Regions from separate parts of the Homo sapiens genome. Here region 1 is linked to region 2. A link is a loop called in an ENCODE intact Hi-C map of the cell type or tissue named here. Cell type or tissue: endothelial cell of umbilical vein. All regions are shown on one strand. Each heading gives the region's core, and the rest is flanking DNA. Links, peaks and the distances in the headings are about the cores only.

What was found. Peaks named below come from ENCODE experiments on the same cell type or tissue, not always from the same donor. Only the 100,000 strongest peaks of a DNase experiment are listed, where the experiment ranks them.
Region 1: it touches region 2 in a loop (5-fold over the local background); 1 of 110 quality-filtered maps calls a loop at or near these places.

The regions. Positions count from the first base shown.
Region 1 is chr6:35,424,091-35,427,003 of GRCh38, forward strand. PPARD (peroxisome proliferator activated receptor delta) reads left to right here. Exons shown (of 8, transcript NM_006238.5): 6 at 1-58; 7 at 239-689; 8 at 1,742-2,913. The coding sequence ends at 1,989. Among named protein-coding and RNA genes, the nearest start is that of FANCE, 27 kb to the right of the region's middle. In endothelial cell of umbilical vein, for the core only: no CTCF peak of the experiment used is centred there; DNase peaks (open chromatin) are centred at 1,371 and 2,261; H3K27ac peaks cover 2,241 bases.
Region 2 is chr6:35,668,344-35,671,256 of GRCh38, forward strand. All of the region lies in intron 1 of FKBP5 (FKBP prolyl isomerase 5), which reads right to left. Among named protein-coding and RNA genes, the nearest start is that of MIR5690, 5.0 kb to the left of the region's middle. In endothelial cell of umbilical vein, for the core only: no CTCF peak of the experiment used is centred there; a DNase peak (open chromatin) is centred at 1,248; H3K27ac peaks cover 2,316 bases.

The sequences.
Region 1 (2,913 bases), core at 89-2,588, 240 kb before region 2:
CAACATGACCAAAAAGAAGGCCCGCAGCATCCTCACCGGCAAAGCCAGCCACACGGCGGTGAGTGTTGCTGCTGCTTGGCCTGGCAGCATCCTGGGCTCTGGGTCCCACTGCCGCCTGCCTGACTCCGGGAGAGCCAGGCCTTCTCCCTCCCTCAACTTCATGGTGCAGGCAAGGGACATGGGGAGCACAGGGTGGGGGTCTCCCGAGGCCTGATCTCTAACGGGGCCTGGTTTTCAGCCCTTTGTGATCCACGACATCGAGACATTGTGGCAGGCAGAGAAGGGGCTGGTGTGGAAGCAGTTGGTGAATGGCCTGCCTCCCTACAAGGAGATCAGCGTGCACGTCTTCTACCGCTGCCAGTGCACCACAGTGGAGACCGTGCGGGAGCTCACTGAGTTCGCCAAGAGCATCCCCAGCTTCAGCAGCCTCTTCCTCAACGACCAGGTTACCCTTCTCAAGTATGGCGTGCACGAGGCCATCTTCGCCATGCTGGCCTCTATCGTCAACAAGGACGGGCTGCTGGTAGCCAACGGCAGTGGCTTTGTCACCCGTGAGTTCCTGCGCAGCCTCCGCAAACCCTTCAGTGATATCATTGAGCCTAAGTTTGAATTTGCTGTCAAGTTCAACGCCCTGGAACTTGATGACAGTGACCTGGCCCTATTCATTGCGGCCATCATTCTGTGTGGAGGTGAGTGAGAGTGGGGCAGGTGGGCTGGCCTGGCACACCCAGTCGTCCTGGGGGTTGGCCCTCACTGCAGGGCACTGTGCCTGAGCTCTGACAGTGTGGGGAAGTGTCCCTGTGATCTTGGCAGTGGAACATGCAAGGCACTGACTGAGCATGCAGGATCAGCTCCATCTCATTATGTACGTAGATAGAGGTGGAGACAGGAAAAAGACTAAGCCAGACGTGGTGGCTCACACCTGTAATCCCAGCACTTTGGCAGGCCGAGGCGGGTGGATCACTTGAGGTCAGGAGTTCGAAACCAGCCTGGCCAACATGGTGAAACCCCGTCTCTACTAAAAATACAAAAAATTAGCCAGATGTGGTGGCACGCGCCTGTAATCCCAGCTACTTGGGAGGCTGAGCCAGGAGAATCGCTTGAACCCGAGAGGTGGAGGTTGCAGTGAGCCAAAATCCCACCACTGCACTCCAGCCTGGGTGACAGAGTGAGACCCTGTCTCAAAAAAAAGGAAAAGGACTAACAGGCAGTATGCTGTCATGTTAATGTGGGGTGGAAAAATTGTCTGCATTTTTTCTGCATTTTTAAAATTCCAACACAATAAATACAATAATAACTATGCTAACTAACAGTGGTCTAGAGCTTACTTCATGCCAGGCACTGTTCTTTTCATCGATGATGACTCACTTGATCCTCACAACAACCCTGTGCAGGAAGAATGTTTTGTGTCTCCATTTTACACATCAGAGAGGCTGAATGACCTGCCTATAGCCTCACAGGCAGACACAGGATTTGAATTAAGCATTGAGTCTCTTAACCACAATACTACGTTGCCTAATCGGGGGGGAGGTGGGGACAAATTGGCAAAAAACAAAAGAAGTGGATTAAGACCAGGGGTAGGGAGATTAGAACACCCAGTGGAGCATTGCTGATGGGACAGGGCTTGGTCTGTCACGGCCAAGGAGGCCTGCCGTCCCCTGGGCCAAGTCACCTCTTGGGGTGGAAGTAGGGGAGCTCCACTGCCTTTCTGAGCTCCCTGGCGTGCCCTGTGTCCCCACAGACCGGCCAGGCCTCATGAACGTTCCACGGGTGGAGGCTATCCAGGACACCATCCTGCGTGCCCTCGAATTCCACCTGCAGGCCAACCACCCTGATGCCCAGTACCTCTTCCCCAAGCTGCTGCAGAAGATGGCTGACCTGCGGCAACTGGTCACCGAGCACGCCCAGATGATGCAGCGGATCAAGAAGACCGAAACCGAGACCTCGCTGCACCCTCTGCTCCAGGAGATCTACAAGGACATGTACTAACGGCGGCACCCAGGCCTCCCTGCAGACTCCAATGGGGCCAGCACTGGAGGGGCCCACCCACATGACTTTTCCATTGACCAGCCCTTGAGCACCCGGCCTGGAGCAGCAGAGTCCCACGATCGCCCTCAGACACATGACACCCACGGCCTCTGGCTCCCTGTGCCCTCTCTCCCGCTTCCTCCAGCCAGCTCTCTTCCTGTCTTTGTTGTCTCCCTCTTTCTCAGTTCCTCTTTCTTTTCTAATTCCTGTTGCTCTGTTTCTTCCTTTCTGTAGGTTTCTCTCTTCCCTTCTCCCTTGCCCTCCCTTTCTCTCTCCACCCCCCACGTCTGTCCTCCTTTCTTATTCTGTGAGATGTTTTGTATTATTTCACCAGCAGCATAGAACAGGACCTCTGCTTTTGCACACCTTTTCCCCAGGAGCAGAAGAGAGTGGGGCCTGCCCTCTGCCCCATCATTGCACCTGCAGGCTTAGGTCCTCACTTCTGTCTCCTGTCTTCAGAGCAAAAGACTTGAGCCATCCAAAGAAACACTAAGCTCTCTGGGCCTGGGTTCCAGGGAAGGCTAAGCATGGCCTGGACTGACTGCAGCCCCCTATAGTCATGGGGTCCCTGCTGCAAAGGACAGTGGGCAGGAGGCCCCAGGCTGAGAGCCAGATGCCTCCCCAAGACTGTCATTGCCCCTCCGATGCTGAGGCCACCCACTGACCCAACTGATCCTGCTCCAGCAGCACACCTCAGCCCCACTGACACCCAGTGTCCTTCCATCTTCACACTGGTTTGCCAGGCCAATGTTGCTGATGGCCCCCTGCACTGGCCGCTGGACGGCACTCTCCCAGCTTGGAAGTAGGCAGGGTTCCCTCCAGGTGGGCCCCCACCTCACTGAAGAGGAGCAAGTCTCAAGAGAAGGAGGGGGGATTGGTGGTTGG
Region 2 (2,913 bases), core at 265-2,764:
GTCAGTGCTTTCTATCCCTTTGGCTACCACAACAGTTCAGGGGTAAACACACAACCCTAACAGACCAAAACCAAAATCAATCCTGAAAAGAGTCTAATTTTAATGAAACTATTAAATTGATTATAATTAAGTGACATGTAATACAGCTAAAAATCCTTTTAAAAACTTTGTAATAAATGGAATTTTCACTTAATGTGGCCCCTAAATGTTCTGTGTGACTACAATTTCATATCATAAAACTGGAATGGAATAGTTATAAGTCACCTCTTTTGTTGTTTTTTTTCTTCTTTTTTTTGTATTATTATACTTTAAGTTTTAGGGTACATGTGTTTTGTTTTGTTTGTTATTATTATACTTTAAGTTTTAGGGTACATGTGAAGTCACCTCTTTTGTTAAAATGCACAACAATAAAACAACAAAATATAATGACACAATTTCCATTTCTAAGAAACTATCAGAACTTCATGATTGTCTTAAAGAATTAGAATGTTAAATTCCTATCAATCACATCCTGTTAAAATACTAAGTATAGAAACAGTAAGAAAATGCAGCTCAACCAAGCATATACATTAGTCATATTTCCTCTGATAATTTTTTTTTATAACTTCAAAACTAAAGACTCCTGTAGGAAGTATTTTATAAGGAACCTAAAATGAAACAATATCTAAGAAAACACTTGAGATGCAATTAACTTTTCAAAAAAAGTTTGATCAATTAATCATTTTCTTCTCAACTCTAAGAAAGCTATAGACTGTATTAATAAATCACAGGAAAACAAAGTTAAATTCAGTGTATGAAAACAGAAGTTAACCATTAGAACTCCCTAAGACTGAAATAGGCTATCCTGTAAAACAGGGACCTCCTCTTCCTTGGAACTAAGCTAAAACTAAAACTCTGGAATTCTCTGGAAATAAGACATCCTTGAGGAATTCAATTGATGTGCCAGCTGTTTTGTTTCTTGAAAGAATATAGCTGAATACATACAATAATCTGTTGCCTTTTTTTCTAGCATTGCACAATATTCCTGGCCTACAATGCACATACTGTATCTATTATCATATTTAAGCATCTGATATGAATCCTTAATATTCATCTCTAATTAAATACATACATATTTCAGTTTTCAAAAGAGCATGGTTTTCAGTAAAGTATCATATATATGTTTTCCACAGTCTAAATACAATACATTTCCTGAACTTTTAGCTTTCAGTTTCCTGTTCGTCAGTGGCTACAGCTCTAGAGGCAATACATAAACACACCCCAGCCATGGTATTTCCACTTTTGACAACAGTGGACATGAACTTAATATGACCAATATAATTACAATGCATAGAATGGTACCTGATGGCTAAGACAGCAACAGAAGAAATTCAATAATTTTCAAAATTAGAAATATAAATTATGTTCCATATGTAAGAATTCACATAACAAACCTCTTATAACTTATGACTCAGAAAAAGTTTCTCTCTTCTGAAAAATTGAAAAAGCTTTCTTTACTGGACAATAACTATAAAAGTCACCCTGTTTCCTTTTTTCTCTTGCTTGCCAGGAAGCTCAGAGCTAAATTTAATGTTCAAACACAGAAACTATCTTGCCTCAGATTACTGGTATAAAGATTTCTTCCCATTCCCCCATTCTGCTCATTATTTCTCAAGTGATTTATGCTCATTTTCTGTCTTTGTTTTTAATGGTCTTTGCCTGTTTTGCTTTAATCACAAACTATCAAATCCTTTTCAATGAATAGGTTAATATAAATTATAAATTAAAGAAAACTTAATGACCTTAGTTTGTATCTTCACATCACTGCATAACTTGTTAATGCAATTTATAAAAAATGAAGGTTCTAAAAGGTATCTTTGCTGTTTTAGAGTTAATTATTTCACATGAATCATGATTCACGATTCACTTTTAGAAAAGCCAATGACAATTTTTTTAAATAAAAGAATGATAGAATGAAACAAGGATCAAAACTTAAAATTACTAAATTAGAGACACAGAATTAGGAGGATTCAAAATTTTTTAATGTTTTAAATTTACTAACAAAATTGGTCTGGCAAAGCTAGATAACTATCATAAAAAATTAACTTACATAAAGTGTATTAAATTCTCAGTGGGCACGGTGGCTCATGCCTGTGATCCTAACACTTTGGGAGGCTGAGGCGGGTGGATCACTTGAGGTTAGAAGTTCGCCCTGGCCAATATGGTGAAACCCCGACTCTACTAAAAATACAAAAAAAAATTAGCCGGGTGTGGTGGTGGGCACCTGTAATCCCAGCTACTCGGGAGGCTGAGGCACAAGAATCGCTTGAACCTGGGAGGCGGAGGTTGCAGTGAGAAAAGATCGTGCCACTGCACTCCAGCCTGGGCAACAAAGCAAGACTCCATCTCAAAAAAAAAAAAGAAAGAAAAGAAAAGAAAAGAAAAACTCATATACTGCTATCTGTGTCATTAGCTGCAGAGTAGACAACAGGTATAAAAATATTGAAATAGCCTAGGAATCTAAGAAAAAGGGAAAAAACTCAGTCACATATTTAAAAAATATAAATGCACACATACACATGAAAATATCTCATATATGGTAATACCAAAGTTTGTTAAATGGAGGTAAAAGCAAAGTATTAATGAAATTAATAAGCCAGGTGCAGTGGCTCATGCCTGTAATCCCAGCACTTTCTGAGGCCAAAGTGAGACGATCCCTTGAACCCAGGAGTTTGAGACCAGCCTGGGCAAAACGGTAAAACCAAACCCTGTCTCCACAAAAAATAGAAAAGTTAGTTGGGCATGGTGGTGCACACCTGTAGTCCCACCTACTTGGGTGGCTGAGGTGGAAGGATTGCTTGAGCCAGGGAGGTAGAAGTTGCAGTTAGCTGAGATCGCACCACTGCACTCCAGCCTGGGTAAGAGAGTGCAATC